Regions from separate parts of the Mus musculus genome. Here region 2 is linked to region 1. Evidence: chromatin loops called from intact Hi-C (ENCODE). Cell type or tissue: gastrocnemius. All regions are shown on one strand. Each heading gives the region's core, and the rest is flanking DNA. Links, peaks and the distances in the headings are about the cores only.

Region 1 (11,083 bases), core at 1,990-9,989:
TATAGGACCCACATCTGCACCTAACCCTCTCTGCATTCAGCAGATACCTCCTGATGGTCTACTACACACATGCCAGGTACTGTGTCACATAGTATAGGGAGCTAGACACACCCCCTACAGATAATATATCTGCTCCTTAAAACTAATCGGAGTATTTTTTTTATTGGATTCAGAAAAAAAAAAAAAAAAAGACTCAGGGGAGTTGAGGAACTTGTCAGAGGTCATCAACTAGAAATTAAATACAGATGCACCCAGCCCCAGAGCTCGCCCTTTTTCTATTACTCAACAATTAACAAACATGGAATGTGCAACCAAAAGGTCAGATGCATCAGAAATGAGGAATTGGAGGAGACTGCCAAGGCTGAAGACTCAGGGAAGGGCCACTGTGCCACAGCTGCTGAGAGCTTTCAGGAGGACTCAGCTCCTTCAAGCCCTCACGGTGTCTAAAGACTCTACTGTAAATTGGATCCAGTTTCCAGAGCTCATGTAGATTCGTTCTAGGTTCTAGGATGGCTTCTGGTTTTATGGGCCATGCAGAGTGCACTGGTTTCCATTAGTCAACAGCACAAACGCATTCTGAAAGAGGCCTGATGTGATAAACTGGACACAAGTCTGACCGAACTTTATTGTAGGACACTAGGGTCCCATAACCTAGAGCAACTGCCTCAGAAAAGGCATCCTATAAACACGCACAACACAGGGCATTGCTCCTTTCCGTCGCTGAAGTCGGTGTTTTGCCTCAGTGAACCTAAGTGACCCGTAGCTTTTGACTCTACCTATGCACAGGAAGTGATGTTATGAAGTGAGCTAAGCTACTTGCAGAAGCACACTTAATCACTGCTTCTAGATGCTCCCAAGGGCAACAATACAGAGCAAAGAGGGACACATTCCCAATGCTATGCTAATATTCTTTTACAATAATGGATACATGTAGCCTAACATGAACCCAGAAAGTGCGTCAGCGGAGCCTATTGACAACTTTGCCCAATAACGAGAAATCTACTGGCTTTGAGCATGTCACTCATTAACACCATTATCAATTACAGCAGGTGCCAATACTTACATGCAGGTACTGCGCATGATCAGTGCTGAGTACTTTATATGGACAGTCCCAGTTTGAGCCTCATTAAGACCCCTAGAGTAAGTGCTGACTTAGCACCATCTGACAGCATTGCAGCTTGTGGGAGTAAGTGATTTTTCCCAAGATCATCGAATGAGGAATTGGGAAACCCAGCATGTCAGTCCAGGTGGCCTGACTCTAAAGCTCCTGTCCATCATCATTTGGCCACACTTACTTAACCTTCCAGATGTGCCAGCTTAACCACTGGTGAGTTGGGCACATTTCAATGGACTGACAGAACTTGCAGGATCACTGAGAATAACTTTCCTGCCATGACAATCCTAGAGTTAGTCTGTACGGTGTGGGGCACTGTGACCTAAGCCAGGCTTTCCTGGTTTTTGGTTTTTTTGTTTTGTTTTGGTTTGGTTTGGTTTTTTTTTAACTATTGTATTATCTCTCTCTATGGTAACCTTCTTCTAATTAGCTGACGTGGTGGGCATACACACATCAGAAGAGTGCTTGCATTTTCCATAAGTTATTGTCAGAATAGACATTGTCACAGATTCTGAGGGCCCCTTGTCTGCCTGTGGCCCTCGTTCCCGGTCTCCCCATCATTCTCTTCTTGTTTGTATCCTTCAGCTCTAGTTGCCATGGTAAGAGTTGAATGAATGCAGATTTCCCAGGAAGACAGTCTGGGAGCGGGAGGCGTATCCACCAGGGCACAAAGTGGACAAAGGTCAAAGCTTCCCTATTCAGGATGATATTACTTATGGCCATTCAACCTAAAACATCACCCTTGGCTACTTAGAATCTTGAGTGTGGACAATTTGTTATGAGGGTAGATCTTAAGTGTTACCACAGCAAAATTGAATAATCATCATTATCATCATTATCATCGTCGTCGTCGTCGTCGTCGTCGTCGTCGTCGTCGTCATCATCATCATCATCATCATCATCATCTAGTGTTTTCAAAACAGATTCTGCTTCCCAACTTCTGGTGTGATTTACTGAGTCTTCCTGTTACTACTGCAGGATCTGAGAATAGGAGGGAGAACCTCACTATACAACAAGCACTGAGTGGCAGGAAGAACCCTGGAGTAGGGGCACTTGGGAACTAGTTTCACTTTGCCTTCCATTCATTTTCTGTGTGAGTTTTGCCTATGTTGACAGATCCCTCCATTCTATGTGAAAATCACGTTGGAAAAGCTATACTCCACTGCCCCTTACTCTCTCGGGGCCTTGCCTAGGATATTAGTCCTTTGTATTTCTCATTTAGGCGTCTTTTTTCCTTGTTAGACTTTCTTCTCATCGGTCATTATCCACTGTGCCGTGCATTCTATGCTCTGTAGAACCATACTTCTGAGCATCGACGTCACTGCGGTGTGTCTGGCCCTGTCTCAAGGGTCCTTCTTGGCCTATTCCCCATCTCCATGGTTTGAACTTATGTAGACTTGGGCTAGGAGTGTCCCTAATCAGCTCCCTGGGTCCTTCTGCCATTCAAAGTGGCAGAGACCATTTGGTAATGAGAAGTAAGACCCACACAGACTGGCCAGGGTGCTGCTAGGAGCTCAACTGAAAAGGACTCACTCTGAGTGCAGTGATGCTAAAAACTCATGTCTCCTTTGGGTCCTTCTGCTTACCTCATGGACAGGGACACCATTACCCATCATCTGTCCTCCCAAATATAACATAACGTAGGTGACTTATTTGCCATGGTCCTTGAGCCCCCTCAGAGAAAGCTGCTCTGAAGGCAAGCTGGCTCCCTTCACCACACACAGCCTCCGCCCCTAGAGGGACAGTGGAGGCACCAGAGTCACATGGATCTCAGCTTTTCTTCCCAACAGCCTGGACCTGGCTTACTCACATCCTTGCCGTAGAAGTTTCTATTTATGAAATACAAGGGCGATTAAATTGGTCTCACTTTGGGGATTATTTTTTTCTTCATTTCCCTTGTTTTCCTCACCCCTATGCCCTTGGTGGGATTTCTTTCTTTCTTTCATTTTTTTTTTAAAGAGCAAAACATAAACAAAACACTGTCCAGGCTGTGGGTAGCAGCTCACAATGTTCTAATTGGATTCGCACTACACCAGTGGAGCACATCGGGAGGATCCACAGGAAACACCTTGCAGAGTCTGCTGGGAACGCTGGAACAGAGGGAGCTATGCACTGGCGGGGGCGCGGGGGTGGGGGTGGGGGGAAGGGGTCCTGGGCCTAGCTGACTCCACAGGCTGGGCACAGGAAACAGGAGCAGGATTCCCAGCCCTGGGAGACACAGATGGGGGTGGGGGGCAGCTAGCTCTGGTGTTTTCCAGTGGGAAGCCCTTAAATTTGCTTTATCTATTTCCAATTATTTAGAGCTAATTGCAGTAAGAGGACTGAGAGTAAGAGAGACAGAGACAGAGGCAGACGGACAGAGAGAGATACAGAGACAGAGAGACAGAGAAGAAGAAAGAAGAACAGGAGAAAAACTGGTAGCTTCTAGGCATCTTTTAGAGATTTAGCAGCCACTCTTACTGTGCGAGGTGCATGCCTTGTTGAAGTCAAGTATATAAGGACTTAGGGGTAACCTAAAACTGGGGAGTTGAATCTGTATTACAATGTCTATGACTGGTCTCTTTGTCTGTCTGTCTCTGTCTCTGTCTCTGTCTCTGTCTCTCTCTCTCTCTGTGTGTGTGTGTGTGTGTGTGTGTGTGTGTGTGTGTGTGTGTGTGTGTGTTAATGAGAATTCAATCTAGAACCTTGCCCATGCTAGGCAAATTCTTTACCATTGAGCTGTATCTCCAGCTCTTTAAAAAAAAATTCATTTCAAGACCAGGTCCTGTCATACAGCCTCAACTGGCCTTGAACTTATATTCTGCCTGCTTCCACTTCCCAAGTAGCTATGACTATGTATCATCTCTCAGGCAATCTATCTTACCCTTTGAATACTTAAAATGGAGAAGATGGGAGGAGCAGGTGCAGAGATCAACAACCAGACATTAATGTGAAGAGAGTCTAAATTGGAGTTCTCCATCAGGTTCCTCCCCCCCAGGGATCAGATAACCCATGAAGAGGGAAGAAAAGACTGTAGGAGTCAGAGTGTGGAGAACACAGGGGAAAATATCAGGGCTTGTATGGGCTCACAAAAACTGAAGTACCAAACACTAGGTCCTCATAGATCTTCCCCAGGTCCTCTGTGTATGTAATGGCTGTTAGCTTAGTGGTTTTGTGGGACTTGTAATTGTGGGAGTGGATACATCTCTGACCCTTCTGCCTGTTTGGGGAACTCTTTTCCTCCCGTTAGATTGCCTTGTCCAACTTCCATAGAAGGCCATGTGCCTTGTCTTATTGTATCTTGTTTTGTCCTGTTTGGCTCTTGGAGGTTTGCTCCTTTCTGAAGAGTAATGGGGGAGGGGGGTCTGGGAGAAAAAGGGAGATGGAGCGAGGATGGGGAGACAGGGGAGCTGAGAGGGGTGGAGGGAGGGGCGACTGTGGTTGGGATGTACTGTATGAGAGAAGAATCTATTTTCAATTGAAAAAAGAAAATTAAAGAAAGACAATGGAGATGCAAAATCACACCACATAGGGGTGTGAGTACTGAGATATAGGTCATAAGGGAGACAGCAGCATTAATTACTTTGGAAGAAGCTTCCTTCCCAAGGCCATGCAGAAGCTAGAGAAGCAGTAAGCAAGTGAACCAATACATTCTAAGAAAAGAGAAAAGAAAATGGAGAGAGCTAGCTCAGCCCCATATGGGCATTGCAGGCTCACAGCCTGGCTGCCAACTTTCCCCCTCATGGAATGGCGGCTGCCCCACTTACTCTTGGCCAGCACATTTTGATTTCAGGTCAGGTAGAAGCTCGGGACATTGGCTGGTATCTGTCCAAGTGGACAGTGTAGAAAAGCCCAGCAAGAGAAGGGAGAGGAAACATGGATACAAATGCTAACTTGTGATTGAAGTCTTCCAGGTGGCATCTTGCTCCTTCCTGGGAGTGGGGAGCATTTGGATGGATCCAAAATAGTATGTTAGTGCGTGTGCTTAGCCTTTCCAAAAACCTGCCTTCCAACAACATTGTGTGTGGGTGTGGGAAGCCAATCTTGATAATACAAAGTTAGGTTTGAGAGCCATAGCTTGGCAGGCCTGCTTGGGCCAGGGTCAGTGGCCAGAGCCAGGCATTGTTCTGGCTGGAGGAAGGAACAGCCAGTGGCCAGCATTCTGTGGGAGGTGAAGGCCAGACCCAGACCAATTAGGGTCTGATGGAAAGCAGGACCACTCTTTATGAATCAGGAGGCCAGTGCCCTTGCTGCTATGAAGATGCTGGCTAACGGGAGCATCTGGCACCAGTCATCTCCCAGGATGAGAAGCAAGCCTGCATAGAGGTGCAAGTGAAAAGCTGAAGGCCTGAGGGCTGGGCTGTACCCCAACCCCACTTTATCTTAGTCATAATGGGAGCTGGCTGAGCAAAAAGGGGACATGTTTCTTTGCTTGGTCGACAGGTTGGTAACAATTACAGGCACTCTTGAGGAAGCAACAGGAAAAGTCATGCTCTGCACCACCAGGCATGGTCATGAAAGGATGCTCAGATCAAAGGTAGCACCAATTTAGTGTTCAATCTAGTTCCTGCCTCTTGTGCTTAAGCCTGGGGTCAGCTGTGTGGCTAGACAGACCTCTAAGTGTTGCCTAGCTGAATTTAGCAGATCCTATTTTGTCCCTGTCCCATTTCAGCAATATACTTGGAGAGGTAGACTGGGTGACATGTGACTTGACAGGTTTCAGGCAAGTCTAAGTCTATTATAAGAAGGGAATTGATAGTCTTCTTCAGCCCTCAAGGATACCCCTGGAGCAGTGGGAAAGTAAAGACCAGTTGCCCCTGAGATGCTGTTTTTATCCTTCCTGACCCCAAGGGGAATGGACAAGTGTGAATTTCTTCAAGGGACCGACTTCTTCAGGATGTTCAATGTCACTCAGGGCTGGCACCACTCCCCTCTGCTAAAGCCAGCACTGAACCTAGTATTCAGGTGCACCGAACACGAAGAAGAAATGTGTAGCATGAAGGGAGGATGTTGTTTCTCCCAGGTCCAGCCCAAAGAGCATGGAGCAGGTAGACCGCAACTCCCAGATTGAAGTGAGGAAATCTTGATTTTACTGCCTGGACTTCAAATGCTTGGTGTCACCAATGGACAAGTCATTTCTCATCCCTGCTTCCTCAGTGAATTGAGGAATGATTGAACAAGTAGTTTTAAAGGCTACAAGTTGAAATGTTACTGATTGTGGTATAGAAAACTCCCCAAGAGGAAAAGAATTAATTTCTGGCCCTTCCTCCCTAGGTGCATGCAGCTTAGCAAGTGGCAAATGAATGACCTCTTTCTGATGCGGCAGCCAACAGGTGGCAGAATATCCCAGTGTCTGTCTGGGATGTCTGAACCATCTGTTTCCCATCAACAAAGCTTGCTGGCTGGAAGGTGATCTGCCCTAAATGGCCCTGTTAGAATTCCTCTGCTGGGGTTTTACCCAAATTACTGAAGCACAGAGCTAAGTCTGAGCCTGGCTCTATGTCCTTCCTCTGCTGAGGACCCAAGACAAGACACTTGATCCATCTGAGTCCCAACTTACCCCATCTATTATTATTTCATGCATTTCAGTCAGCATTAGCCTTCCAGGAATCTTCTAAGAAGTGAGATCTCTACATTCCTAGGACTTACTATGGTAGAAGAGACAGAACAAGCAAACATATGCCCAAAACAATACCAGGTTCTGGAGGGAGGGCATAGAGAATGGTTGGAGTAGACAAGGCTCCTCCATGAAAAAGGAGTCAAGAAGACAGAGGTCAGATCCCATAGAACCTTCTAGAACTTGTTAAGGAGTTGAGAAGCCATGGGAGAGCTTTGAACAAGCCATTGCTGGCACGTGACTGACATTTCAATAGCTTGCTCTGGCTCCTTTTTGGAGAATGGATTGTTGGGGGCTGGAGTGAAAGCAAGGAAATTAATGATCATCGTCTCTACCTTTTCCCTCCTCGCCGTCTAAAGTCACTGTAAACCTCACAGGAGATTTCTCCTAACTCCCAGAAAAGCACAGAGGCATAGGCAGGGTACAGATGGTCACATGTTTGATAATCCGTTTGTGCAAGTAGGAGCTTGCAGGGCCTGGCACCAGGCTAGTGAGAGCCGTGTTCCTGTATGGACGGATTTCAAGGAAACAGGGTACGGTGGCAGACTCTGCTTGCCTGATGCAGCTGTCCCTGTCCAGATGAATCCACATATTTAAACAGGGAGCTTTGGGTGAGGCCGCGCCTGGCCCTGCTTTTGCTGGTGGTGCTGGACTGGAGTAAGATAACACCCAGCAATGTGGCAAGGTTGATGCCAAGGAGAAACCATTTGCTGAGCGCCTGGCACATGCCTGCCTCCCCAGCTGCCCCCCACCCCCCGCCAGAGCTAGGAAGAAAACACAGGGAGCTGGAGATCAGGTTAGCTCGGGGTCTGCAGTTTCAGAGTCCTACCCTCTATAAAGTGGCCTAGAAACCCCCAGCATCCCTAAGGGAGTACGGCCCAGATCATGGGTTCCAGGCTTGTCTTGTCACTGGGGTATGGAGTGCTGGCCTGTAGACTGGAGCCTTGGATTCACAACTGTACCTCCAGGCTCCTACAAGTGGAGAGAGAGAGAGAATGTGTGTCTGTGACAGCAGTGTCTTAGAGCTGTCGTGCAGGAAAGGGAAACACAGTTAGAAAAGAGTGCTTGGATCACACACTCACTTGGACACCTCCTGAGTGACAGGCTGGGGGGCTTAGGGGCAGACACCTTAGTGCTTAGTAAATATTTCCAGAACCCAGCACAATCTGGAAATTTCAGAGGCAGGCGGATTTCTGAATTCGAGGCCAGCCTGGTCTACAAAGTGAGTTCCAGGACAGCCAGGGCTATACAGAGAAACCCTGTCTCGAAAAACCGAAAAAACCAAACCAAAACAAAACAAACAAAACAAGCAAACAAAGAAAAAAATTTGTTTCATCTCTCTAAAATACTGTATTACCTAAAATTCCAAAAGACAGTAATTAATCAGGTGACCTGTATGTATGCACTGGCTTAAATCAAACAAAAAGATAAGGATTTAAGTCACCTGTTATCTCTGCAACATAGATCCTGAGATTACCCAACATTTTATAAAATGGAGTGAAGGTATCTGTTTTTCCTGCTCCGGTCACTGGTCCACACTCTCCTGGCCAGTTTCCCAGCCTGCCTCCTGTTTTCTTGCATTGCACAGAATCCATTTGTCGGTGATCCGTGTTCTTCCAATCCGAACACGTTCATTCATATGATCCAACCCCAAGAGCCTGTTTGTTGGAAGGTTTTGTAAAGATCTGTGATAAACATCTTGTATGTTAATGTCTGTGTATACTCATGAATATCCATCCATAAATGTTTATAGGCTTGTGCACATATTTATGTACACTGGCATCTTACTTGATTGTTTTACCTGGACCTAGAAGCTATCTCCCATCTTTAAACACATCATTTAGTAGTCCCCGAATCGAAGTCAGTGGGTCTTTGGCTCACATCAGCTGATGCCCCTGCCTGGGATTCCCAGGTATACTTGGTCCAATCAGGGGTCAGAGGGTTCTCTGTAGACATCTCAGGGTGCCATGTAGCTAAAAGAACATTTGACACAGCTCCTCAGATCCCATAAGCTCACACTTGCTTCCAAAGTCCCCCTACCTGCAGCCTCTGTCTCTCTCCCACAGAGGCCAGCTGGTGACAAGCCTGAAGGAAAGCCTGTTTGTCTGTTTGCTATTCCTTGTGGATCTTGCAAGACCCCCTTGGTTATTTCAAAGTTGGAGGCAATGTCCCGGACAGATTAGAGGCCACCAGGAGCCTATTCACTTAGGTCACAAAGTCACAGCATGAGGCCACCTTCCCAAACAAAGTTCCTTTCTGCCTTCCTGATCCTCTCGGCTCATAAAAACCTCTGCCTGTAGTGGGCAGTTTTAGTATGCTGAGTGCACAGGAAACATCCCTTTCAGAGAGAAGGCAAGCTGCCCTCTCTTCTCTTTGCTCAATCACAAAGGCGACTGCCTGAAACATTGGTCCTTAAGTGGGAATGGGGGAAATGGATGTGGGTGTCTCTTGTGAAGAGGGCCATGCTAATACTCTATTCAGCCGATGAAAGCAGACCTTCTGTCCTGACCAATCTGAACTCAGCTATTCCTAAGAATATTCGTATTATAATACATGCTGTGTATTGTGTAATACACATGTATATATGCATCTATCCTGCATTTTAAAGATCAGTTTCCCCAGCTTGTGATTCCCAGGTATGCTTGCTCTAATCAGGGGTCTAGTGATGGCTGAGATAAGGTGAGTTCTTGATCCAGCACAAAGCTGTCTTGCAATGGTGCCCTTTCTGCTTACTCCCCCTACACACCCAACTGCTTAATTTAAGCTGCTCAACAACACACACACACACACACACACACACACATACATCTATATATATGACAGTGACCTTCACCTGTACAGGTGTAGAGGTAGGACTCTTGGAGTGGAGTGAATTGCCCAAGATGCCAGTGACAGTGGAGGAGGAGGGGGAATGGGATTCTATAAGGACCAAGTCTTTTCACTCTGAGTACCCTCCCAGCCCCCAGGTGGCCACTCACTAGCCCTTTGAGAGCTTGCCAAGTTTTCTCTGGCCCTAGCCAGTCACCATACTGTCTGCCCAGAACCCAACCCCCAAGGTTCCTTATGTTTTTTGGTTTTTTTTTTTTTTTGAGATACTCCCCTCCTCCACCAGCTGCCCCTCCTGGCAGGTGTTCACTCTTCCCCAGGACTACCCCCCTCTAGGCCTGGGCTAGCTTTAGACCAGTCCGCTGGACTCTGGATACTTCTAGACTTAGACAGGGAGGGCACTCAAAAGCCCGATTTCCCTGACAGTCTTTTGGCAAACTCATAGTCACAGAGCTGGCCCATTTAGGAGAGAAGCAGAGGCAACCTGCCCGTCAGCCCGCCCGCACCCCTCCAACCCTATAGGAACATTCCATTTGGAAATCTCTTGTGGCAGGTACCTCAGAGAAAGCCACACAGACTCCAGGTCTACAGAGTAATCATGGCTCTCAGGAAACACAAAATCTGAGAGGCCCCCGGGATCCTCAAGAGTACCCCAAGAAGAAGCAGGCTGTGCTGGCTTCCACTGACCATGGAGCCCTCTACCCATGTGCAAAGGATCTACGGAGCAAACTTCCCATCTATTGTTCTTTTATCTGATTGTAAAAAGGACATGTCACAGCTGTGAAATGTCATTTTCTGGAACATACAAGCCAAATGACAGTCATCCAAAACTACACACCCTATGAATTAACAGTGCTGATATTCTGGAAGACAGACATCCTTCTAAGCATCTGTATATACACACTCCTGCCTTTTATTAATATAAAAAAACAAGGTACTATTACTCAAAATTGGCCCAAGGGCCCATGTACCAAGGTACTATTACTCAAAGGTGGCCCACTATGTTAATAATTTTTAATTATAATTTATATACAATATTCATAAAACTATGTAAAATATTTTATGAATAAGTTAATAATATTTAATAACATTATTTAAGAAATATCTCTGTAGGAGACATTTAGGCATCGCCCAGTAATTTCTTTGGACCAAAATTCTAGAAATACAATTATTTGTTAAACGGCATGCACACTTTGGGAGCCCCGGATGCATAGTACCAGGATGACTTTCCCAGTGGGGATAATACTTTTCTTAGCAGTAGCCTGTGAAGGGGAGACCCATATCTGTGGATTCCCCGTACAGCTCTGCCAAGTCCAGGGGCATCATCTGGAAATCCCCGAAGCAATCAGCACCTGTAATGAGCCATCTGCTGGGAAGTAGGAAGGGGGTGGGCAGATGGGAGGGGATCTAGCTTTTTTTTTTTTCCTTTTGCTGGTGCAGAAGTGGGCAGTGAAAGATAGGACGTATCAAGAGCCACTTAAGGCTCTTCTTCTCTATGGATCCGTAAAAGTGTCTCTCCGCCGACGTGGGCTGGGTGGTGTGATATG
Region 2 (11,083 bases), core at 1,540-9,539, 47 kb before region 1:
ACTTAACTTTCAAGACAAGCTTATGAGAGAAATAGAATTACTACTCCGGCCTTATGCAGAAATCGGGGCACAAAACTTTCACTAGCCTAACCCAGTATGTGCCTCAGGAATGTTTCTTCATCGGGGCACAGTCTATGCAGCTCACCGCAGTCCCAGGCGCAGGGACAGAGGGTCAGTTATTGTGTCTCTGACCTGGGAAAGCATTATAGCATGGAGGGCTTGTTGCTTATACCAGAAGCTGACGGTGATCATTTAAACCAGGACCTGTCATGTTTCTGCTCTGCACAACAGGACCATCACTAACTGCTCTAAACCTCAAATCCCTATTATGTCTCTAAGAGAGTGTTTATCCAGGCCACTGCCCTGAGGTCTCGGTCATGATGCCCACGTGCTGTTTACTAACAGAAATGATCACACCCCCACAGCAGATGCCAACAACTGGAAGATGGGAGCTGAAATGGCTCCAGTAACTATTGGCACTCAGAAAGGGAAAACTAATTTTCCCAATACATGCTTGTGTGGTTGAAGCCATGAAGGGGACGTGTGGGGGTTTTCATGTCCACCAGGCCCAGCCGCTTCCTGCCCATAACATAGTTTCTCAACCTTAGCACAGTGCCATGTAACTTCTGTCCTAGGCCTTCATCCTGCTTCTGCTTCTACCCTACCTCAGACCCCTGTATCCTCACTCAGTGTGAAGCCTGACACACAATCGCTCTCTGTTTCACAGGAGAGAATGTGGCTGTCTGTGTGCTCACACAGGTGAGGATGAAGTCAGGGCAGCGTCCCTGGTTCCCATCCTCTCTCTCCCCCAACCTCTTTGTTTTCTCCTTTTTGAGTACTGGAATCAAATGCAAGCAAGCTACATCCCTGGGCCCTGAAGATTTTTTTAGATGGTCCAAATGCCTTTGTCCTAAACACACACACATACACACACACACACACACACACACACACACACACACACACACACACTGTTTGTTCTGAGTATCAATGGAGTCTACCATATTAGTTACTTTTAACAAAGTAATTACTGTAACAAAATACCTGGCAAAAGCAAGTTAATAAAGAAAGGGTTTACTTGGGTGCAAAGTTTGAGGATACAGTCTGCCTTGGTGGGAAAGGCATGGAGGCGGGAAAGGGTAGGCTGGTGGCATTGTGTCCACAGTCAGGGAGGAGAGAGGGATGGATGTCAGAGCTGAGCTTTCTTTTTCCTTTATATGCAAACCCTGGACCTCAGCCCATAGCATGGCTCTAGTTAACTCTGGAAACTCTCTCACAGCCATGGCCAGAGGCTTGTCTCATAGATCATTCTAGATCCTGTCAAGCTGACAATCAGTATTATTCACCACACCTACTTTTCCGCCTTTCATTCAGTCTTGATAAAAATACTACTCTTTCAACCATTAAATATTTACTGAGCCCATATTATATTACAGCTCCTACTGCATGGCAGATACTCTCTTAAGCCTCAGGCATCTTCATAGATAGAGACTGGGCTCCTGCCACAGGCATCTTCTGCACTGACAGATGCACAGATAGCAGGGTGTAAGTATCAGTGTGAGGGAGCTATCAAAGGAAGGGAGCAGTAAACCTAGGAATGTGCTATTCTCCCCCATTAAGTAGATGAGAAAACTGAGGCTCAGGCAAGTTGAAGACTTGCTCAAACCCCAAGGACAAATAATAAATGGGGTTAGAATTTATTGTGTGCTAATGGCATGCCCTGTGACTTTTGTGCATCACTTCAGCCCTCTTACCCACTGCCTGATATGTGCCTGGCACGTCTTGTTGTTACCTTTATTTAGTGAGGGAAACCTCAGTCACTTAACTTGAGTGTCCCAGTCTGAAATCAAGAGCTGGGAAGTGGCTAAGTCAGGCCTGGGCCTGGACTGCAGGGCTCCAGACCCTGAGTTCTTCCCCCTTTGAAAGCCAGTCTCATTGACCTGCTAGGCTGAGAAGATGCATCATGACAGTCCCTGCCCTTCAGGGACCCCTGGGAGGCTTGGCAAGATGTCATGCTGGAATGGCCATAATGAAGAGTCTGCTTCAGGAAAGTGGGATTCGATCAGTCCCCAAGCAGAAACCTCCTTCCACAGGAGAGTGCTCTGACTCAAGTGCATTCGAGAGTGGGCTCCCAAGAGACAGATGGAGACTGTTGGAGGCCTCCAAGGAACAGCAGGATACTAGCAGACATTCTGTGTCTCACACAGCACCTGGGTCCAGGCACCATGGGAGGTCTCTGCTGAGGCAGCTAGCTTGGCCCATGATGGGTCTAGAATGAGCCCCATGCAACCTCCTCAACCCAAGAGGCCAAGCCAAGAGAAAGGAGCCTGTTCTCTTTACAGCAGTGCCCAGAGTATCATCTCAGAGACTGGGTTAGTCTAAACAGTCTCCCTCTGAGAAGCTGAAGGGGCAGTGAGGTGCAGGTCGCCCCATGTACCTGGAGAAGATGTGACTTGGAACTACTATAAGCAATGCTTCCTGCATCTTTCAAAACTGTAACAAAGAAGTTAGAGCATGTGTCCTCTAATTCTTTCTCAAGTGGACTTTAAGGGGACCCCAAAGAGTTTATCGGTGACACAGGACCCAGCCCTACCACTAAGTGCTAGAGGGTCAAGTTCTATCTAACTTGGAAAGCGTCTGTCTAGTCTTCCTTCACAGTTACAGAAACCACTTTAAATATTACCTTTTGCTACAGTGCATTATAAGTAATTTCAAATTCTTAGGTCAAGACCCTCAGATGCCTAGTATCTTTGACTAACATATTATTATGGTCTTTCTACCTATATTTATAACTCTTCCTTGAAGGCAGATGAGGTCTGAACCTCTTGTCTCTTGTAATGAGCTGATAAGTGGATTTTAATAAAAAATTAAAGAGATGCCCCAATTCCTTCCTTTGTTCCATCAGAAATGTAAATATTTGAAGCATCATGTTGTTATGTGTGCGAGGATCTTGTCCCCAGCCAGGGATGAATTCCCAAACCTCCCAAGAGACTGGCCTGGCTCCAAACACCTGTGTATCAAAATAGGGTTCCCAGCGCTGGTTGGGTCTCTGTCTCATCTAGACTTCTAAGCTAGTCCTTTCCTCCCACAGGGTCTGGTCCATATCTACTTCTGCTTATATTTTGGCATGCAAAGATCCCTGGAAGTAATGGCCAGGCACAAGAGGTCATAAGATGACATGAATGTGTAATTTTATTTTATTTAGAAATAGATAAACTGGTGGGCAGGGGTGGGGGTTTGCACACGTACATGCATGCACATATTGGAAATACAGAAGAACATAAATGGATGTGGGATATGTTTGGTCTTTGACATGTGTGTGAGTGTGTGTGTGTGTGTGTGTGTGTGTGTGTGTGTGTGTATGTGTGTGTGTGTGTGTGTGATTTTTTTGATGGTCCAAATACCTTTGTCCTACACACACACACACACACACTTTGCTGTGCTATTGAATATTTTCCTTTAAGTCAAATTCCAATGTATTTTTATCCACTTAGGGAAACATTTGGACCCCAAGAGGCTAATTGGACACAGACCCTGCCTCACCCTCCTCTGGAGGCTATAGAAAGCCTGACCTTCCACCAGTGTTTGGAAGCCAGACCTGGAGACAAAAAAGAAGTGAGCTGAGTTGGGTCAAGAGGAATGAGAAGGAGTTGCTTGTACTAATTTTAGCATCTATGATGGATAGCAGTTACAAGATCCCTATACCCTCCCCTGGCACATGCTTGGCTGTGTCCTCAACCTTCCACCCTGTGATAGCTGGGCAGACACAGACACTCATAGACCTCAGATTGCAATGAAACATTGGAGGCCTCTGTTGCCTTAAATAGAGGTGTGGGGTATGTTTTGGGATGCCAGGTCTGGCAGAGCTGAGGACCTCAGCACTTGTCCTTGGAGGATGCTCAGAGCTAATGCCACTTAAGAGAGCCAGGTTTCATTCACCCTTAGTGTCGGTGGGCAGAAGTCCTCATCAGCCTCCAAACCAAACTGTGGTATCATCAGCCCAGATCCCTTCTGGCTCCGTCCGGTCCTGGGCGCTCATTCCTGCTCCATCACTGATATTCAGCTTCTCTTATGCTTCATCTCTCTCCTCTTCTTCAGGCCTCAAACTTAGAACTGATTCTTTTCTTCATTTCTTTTAACTACTTATATAGCAACAGTATATAGCACTACATGCTAGACACATTACCATTGAAAGCTTATAACATATGAGACAGGCACTGATCATACTCATTGGAAAGATGGGAAGGCTGAGACACACGGCAGATTCAATGATTCAGCGAGATGTGCACAGCCGTGCCTGGATTTTACATGGGTGTCAGAGATCTGAAATCAGGTCCTCATGCCTCCATGGCAGGCACGTTACTAGCCTCTGATGATACTGTTTCAAGGTCTCTTAGAGATGAAAAGCTGCATGATTCTGTAGAGGACTCACCAAATCTGCTTCCTAGAATTTGGGATGGAGCCAGTCAGATTCCTGGAGCTCATTGGTCAGCCAGCCTAGCTCAATTCCTGATTCCTGGAGCTCATTGGTCAGCCAGCCTAGCTCAATTCCTCTGCTGGAGATGGTTCAGAAAAAGTGGCTCAAAAAATAAAATAAAATGGAAACCGGGCAGTGGTGGCTCACACCTTTAGTCCCAGCACTTGGATGGCAGAGGCAGGTGGATATTTGTGAGTTTGAGGCGAGCCTGGTCTGCAGAGTAAATTTCAGGACAGCTAGGAATACACAGAGAGGCCCTGTCACAAACAACAACAACAACAACATTACGGGGATTAATCCAGGAAGACACAGAATAGTGGTCCCTAACTTCTGCAGGCATCACAAGCATACATACCAGAACACAGATGGGCATATAAGAATATATACATGCAAATCACACACACACAGTACCAAAATATTATTTGTTCTATTTAGTGTCTATCAAATGCCAGTCATATTTATTTCACAACACTATCTTAAAACACCTCTGAGGATGGCAAAAAAAAAATCTTAAAATTTCAACAAATAATAGGCAGAAGACATATCAAAGCATAGCCAGTCAGTACATGAAATGATACCAAAGGCGCCTGAAAGAGTGACAACAAAAATTACATTGAGACATCAGATTTCAGAGATGGATGATCCAAACTATGTATGATGATGCCCAGTGCTCATCCTCGCCACGAGAGCCTGTGAAATGGTGTACACTTGCCATGGGAACAACGTAATAGGTTTTCAAAGATACTTTTCTGTGTGTGTTTGCCTGCCTGAATGTATGTACCAAGTGTGTACTGATACCTGTGTGTGTAACTGGTGTCTCTGAAGGCCAGAGAAGGGTGTTGGATTTCCCTGGATCTGGAGTCAGAGATGATTGTGCGTCACAGTGGGAGCTGGCAAACTCTGGGTCTCCTGCAATTGCAGCCAGAGCTCTTAACTGCAGAGCTATCACTCCAGCCTCCAGCTTGGATGATTTTCTAGGAAGTTAACTATGCGTGTAGCACAGGATACATTCTCTTACAAGATTATTTCTCAGGAGAAATAAAACACGCCCACTAAGTGATGTGTATAAGAATCTTTGAAACACCTTTATTCAAAAAACCAAGCTGGAGGCAAAGCAGATATCCATCAGCTGGAGAATTGATGGGCAGAAGCTGGCACATCCACGTGTCAAAGATCTCTCAGAGACGAGACAGAGCAGAAACACTGGAAGGGGCTATTCCATGCCCAGTTAAGCTTCTCCAAACTTAGGTTTAAAACATCACATCCTTGCCTGGTGGGTTATGTGGCTCAGAGTTCTGGGAAGGCTCAGCGGAATTTTTACAAGACTGTAACACGCATGCCAGCAGGGGCTCTGCTCTTATGTGGAGTGGCAGGGGAACTCTTTACAGGGGAACTCTAGGCTAGTTATCGTCTAGCTGGTTGAAAGCATTTATCTCCTTCACCCATGAACTGAGGGTGTGTGGTTCCTAGCTGTTTGATAGCTGGAGGCTTCTCTCAGCTCGTAGAGTCCAACCTCAGCTCTTAGAAGCCACCCTAGCTCCTGGAGGCCACTCTCAACTCCTGCAAACTACACTTGACTCCTAAAGGTTACTTTTCAGGTCATCCAGGTGAATGCAGCTCAGCTGTATATCTTCAGGGGATGGTTAAATAAATTACAGGGAAGTCATGCCGCTAGACACAGTTGAAAAATAAAGAAGAGGGTCCACGTGTAGGGAAATGAAAGAATCCGCACGATCTGCCGCTATGTAAGAGCAAAAAGTCACAAGGATGCCCAGAAGAGGCTTAGATCCACAGCCCTGGATAGTACCCCAAGCTCATTGAAAGGACTGCGCATCATCTGAAACTTCCCGCTTCGGCTGTAGTCACGCGTCATTTAATGAGGAGGACGTCGTATTAGTTACTCTTTTTTGTTTCTGTGACAAGACTCCTGGCAAACAGCACTGAAGGAAGGGAAGAGTTTATTTTGGCTCCTGGTCTGAGCGGATGCAATCCATCATAGCAAGGGAGGCACAGCAGTGGGAACCGGAGCAGCTGGTCATGTTGCATCTAGTGAGGAAGCAGAGGGAGAGGCGTGCCGACACCTAGCAGACGTCCTCCTGCCTTCTCCAGCCCAGGACTCCATCCAATGGAGTGGTGCTCCAGCCCCTTCAGAGAGCTTTTCTCCTTAGTTAAACCTTTCTGGAAGCATGCTCACAGACAAACCTTGAACTGCATCACCTAGGTGAGTCTAAATGCAGTCACGTTGATGGTGGAGTTTAGACTTGGTCTGAGAACCTCACCATGGATGGACAAACATGGCAGAAATTACCCCCAACATTCTAGATCTATCAGTCACTCAACATGGCCTCCTGCTCTAACAAAGAGATGCTGTAACAAAGAGGAGATCTGTGAGACAGATGGGAGAACTAATTGCACTTTACTATAGTAAATTTTGTCGCTCCTAGAAGGGACACAATGCAAAGCAGTAAAAGTGAACGTGGAACCAAGACCATAGTCATCTGTTAGCATTGTCAAGTATGAAATGGGTACATAAAGGCTCCATGCTCTTACAGGCCTGACAGACCCGAAGGTATACTGACATGCACATCACCACCAAGTCCTGAGCACTCCAGTGTTAGCATCCCTATGATGTCATGACTAGCGGATTTTTCAACTCCACTAAAAATCTTTGGTGTGGATGAAGTTTGATGACCTGAGTTTGTTCCCTGGGAACCACATGGTAGAAGGAGAGAGCCAAGTCCCACAATCTGTCCTGTGACTTCTGCGTGTGCGTGGTGTGTATGTGCATATATACACACTAAATAAATGTGATTTAAAAAAAATAGAAAAATATCTGTGCACATGTGTGTGTTGGTGTATTGTGAGGGTAGAGGTCAGAGGACAACTTCAGGTGTCATTCCTCACTGCTGACCAGTTTGTCTTTTGAAATGGGGTTTCCCATTGGCCAGGGGCTCACCATTAGACTAGACTGGTTGGCTCCCCAGATCCACCTGTCTCTGCACCTGTGGTACTGGCATTACAAGTGTATCACCATATAAACTTATTTATGTAGGTCTGGGGATCAATAAAGACAAGCACTTTATTGACGACTTTCTCCAGCCTTCCAGTAAAATCTTCTGGGATGACTTCTACACGTGTGGTCAGTCAGAACATCTGGGGAGGAGGGAGGAGGAGGAAGGACTGGGTTAGAATCATTTTGAAGGCGTCTTGGGGAATTCTAATGTCTAGCAAAGATAGAGAGTCCCTTTGCCCCTATGCTGGAAATGATGGACGGATCTATCAGTCGCCAAACCAGCAAAGACACAGCTCCCAGGTGCATTTGGTGAACCTGGATGGCTTTCTCCAGAGTTGTTCCTTCCTGCTCTTTCTCTGATGGGCATTCAAGCTGGAAGCAGCCAAGAGCCTGTCTTCAGGAGTTCCTGTCCATAGTGGAAGGTGCAGCTGGAAGCATTTATGGTAAAACCTCTGGCTGGGTGATGTCCTGAAAAATCACTGCCATGTGTTTCCAGCAGGGCAGGCAGGGCTCACATGCATTCTCTGCCCCTGCACAGCCCTTCTCTGGGCTTCTCGGTCCTGCCCTATCCCTGTCCCTGCACAGCCCTTCTCTGGGCTTCGAGGTCCTGCCCTATCTCTGTCCCTGTTGCTCACATTAGTCTCATCACATCACTGCTTCTCTGAACTCTTTGCAGTTGACAACTGGCAAGGATCTAGACTTGCAGATAGAAAGCCGGAGGTCCGCCCTCCCCAAAGGAAGAAACTGAAGACAAAACTCCAGCGAGGATGTGTGTACTAAGGGCCATGGTAGGGGCAGGGTAGGCAGCAGCGCAGGGGAACCATGTTTCAGGAGAGGGAAGGGAAAGGGGACTTCTGAGAAGCAATGGTGCCAACATTGAATCTTTTTCCATTTTAAATGTTCGTATGCATTTCAGAGTCTGGGATCACTTTGAATACAAATAGTTGAGCATGAAGATTTGATAATTTTTAAAAATCATATTGACTGTAGATCCCTTAAAAAAAACAACTCAGAGCCTGTTCAGACTTGGGGAACACATGGGGACTTATACAAGAGACATCCATATATGAAGTGGGTCAGACTACCTGGCTCTACAGTGTGATCACAGGAACGTCTTAACTCCTCTGAGCCCCTGTCTTACTTAAACGCCAGCACTGGAAGTCTGCACCTACAATTCCAGCACTCAGGAGACAGAAGCCGGAAGATGGTTGGGGGCCAGCCTGGGCTACGTAGTAAGGCCTTGTTGTTAACGTTACCTACCTCAAAGGGTAGCTTTCAATAAAGCAATAGTTCTTAAGGCTAGAGCCCAACACTTTGTCAAACATTATGCGTTGGCGCTTTTGGGTTCAGGGCGAAGTCTGTTGGATCTGAACATGTTCCTGCATACGCCGAGCTTTAACAGGGACAAACAACTTACCTCAGATCCCCTCAAAGACCCCGTGCACACCTTTCTTTGTGCTGAGGCCTGACAGGAACTGAAGGGAGCTGGGCTGTTGGAGTTGGCTGAGTGACAAAGCCCACTCTTGCTTCTGAGGATGTGTGGTCAGGGCAGGAGGTAAGATCAAGCCTGGGAGGGGGAGGGGCCATGTTGAGTAGACTGCAAGAGCGACACCTGTGCCCTGGTGCCCTTTCACTGATGGACTCCACCTCCCAACCTCCCCTCTCTGAGGATACCCTCAGGGTAGGTCTCCCTTCATAAAACAGACAAGGACCCATCTTGTTTCTCAAGAGGGAAGTTGTCCCGGGAAGAAGCTCATCATGAGGGAGGAGGGAAAACCTTTGGGTGTGGCAGGAAGGATGGGCCAGATAAGGGTTTGGAGCCAGTGGTCAACATGGCAGCTTTGAGCTCTTGGACCCAGCCCGGGCTTAGGGAAAAAGGTGAGTCTTTCTAGAATTCTGTATCCACTAGTGTGCGTTTTCTGTGATGGAAGTGTTGAGCAGTCCCTGGCTAGGTGGTTATTAACCTTACAGCAGCAGTCATGTGACCTGTTAACACAGCTCTCCATGGGAGAAGGCTTGGGGCATACATTTCCGCTAGCTCCTGTCTCTGAAATGCGTGTCCTGTCACTCCAGGGCAAAACTATTATTTTTTAATCTCAAAACAGTTTTCCCTCCCCCCTACACCCCTGTATATCTCTCACATCTGTTCCAGCCAAGAAGGAACAGCTGCTCGGAGGCCCACCTCTCATCAGCTGCCTTATCTCCTGGATGAATAATGTCCCCTTCCCCAGCAGCAGTGGGCTGGCAGGAGGCCCACAGTGCTGCAGGCTGATGACAGCCCTCAGAGCTAAGGCAGCTGTGGGAAAAGGATGGGCTGCCCAGGACCCACGTGGGTGAGGCTGTCCTCCATCTTCCAAGCCTGGAGGTCCCAAATTTCAGTGAACCTCATCTCACACACAGCCTGACCAGCACACCTCAAAACGCTGCCTGGGAAACAGAGGCACTTCAGACGTGGGCCCTGCTCTTCAAGAATGGGAATTGTTCATGAAATGTGATTAGCTTCATAATCTTGAAATCTGTTTACCTACTCCAGGTCTCAGTTTTCCTCATCTGCAAAATAGGTTGAAATAAATGTTGGATCAAAGCAATGGGTTCTCTGCTCAGCTCTGTGCCAGCAGTGCGTCCTGCGTGCAACACAATTCAGTAACACTAGACACGCAAGGCTTTCCCAGGGCATTCATTGTCACCTTGAGCAACTGCATCCCCAGACAACTAAGAGGCTTAATAACTCTCCACATCCCCTCTCCCACCTGCTAGAGAGTCAGTAACAGACTTCCATGGCAGTAAAACAGCCGTCTTTTGGCAAGTGGAGTATTAGTTGTGCCCCAGGTTCCCCAGTGAATCCCACCAAGCTCCATATTAGCCAACAGAATTCTTTTCCTCTGTTTTTGTCTCCCTCACTGAGTCACATGATTTCAACCTTAGCTTCCAGTTCCTCATCTCAGGAACCCAGGGCAGGGTAAGCACCTACTTCATAAAAGTTGAATGTGTGGATCTAGGAGATGAGGTTTATAAGTAACCAGCCCTCAGCCAGCATCCCCAGTGAGTCCCGGGAATTCCTAAAACAATTCCAACATGACGGACTGCAGCTAGGGGCATAGATGCTAGGAGCAGAAGCTGAAAGCTAAATTCTCAAGTCGGAAAGCCTAGGAAAGGCTGGCTAGCTCCTAACTCAACTCTACTTGTGTCTTAGTTAGGGTTTTATTTCTGTCAAGAGACACCAGGGCAACTCTTACGCAGGAAAACATTACATTGGGGCTGGCTTACAGGTTCAGCGGTTCAGTCCATTGTCATCATAGCAGGAAGCATGGTAGTATCCAGGCAGACATGGCGCAGGAGGAGCTGAGAGTTCTCAGGCAACAGGAGACTGCGTGCCACACTGAGCACATATCACCTCAAAGCCCAACTCCACAGTGACACACTTCCTCCAACAAGGTCACATCTACTCCTACAAGGCCATACATACCTCCTAATAGTGCTCTTTCCTATGGGCCAAGCATTCAAACACACGAGTCTACAGGGGACATACCTATCCAAGCCACCACATTCCACTCGCTGGCTCTCATAGGCTTGTTACCATTATGTAGGTAGTC

Evidence for each region. A loop is a pair of places that touch in the nucleus more often than their neighbours do. Peaks named below come from ENCODE experiments on the same cell type or tissue, not always from the same donor. Only the 100,000 strongest peaks of a DNase experiment are listed, where the experiment ranks them.
Region 2: a loop joins it to region 1, with 2.3 times the contacts of the local background. A loop is called at or near these places in 2 of 42 quality-filtered maps.

Annotation. Positions count from the first base shown.
Region 1 is chr10:86,317,592-86,328,674 of GRCm38, reverse strand. The region is part of intron 6 of Syn3 (synapsin III); the gene reads left to right. The region is part of intron 1 of Timp3 (tissue inhibitor of metalloproteinase 3); the gene reads right to left. Among named protein-coding and RNA genes, the nearest start is that of Timp3, 23 kb to the right of the region's middle. In gastrocnemius, for the core only: a CTCF peak has its summit at 6,427 (motif pointing right); DNase peaks (open chromatin) are centred at 6,460, 7,311, 8,265, 9,737 and 2 more places; H3K4me3 peaks cover 317 bases; H3K27ac peaks cover 7,746 bases.
Region 2 is chr10:86,364,395-86,375,477 of GRCm38, reverse strand. The region is part of intron 4 of Syn3 (synapsin III); the gene reads left to right. Among named protein-coding and RNA genes, the nearest start is that of Timp3, 70 kb to the right of the region's middle. In gastrocnemius, for the core only: no CTCF peak of the experiment used is centred there; DNase peaks (open chromatin) are centred at 2,029, 2,182 and 5,368; H3K27ac peaks cover 1,423 bases.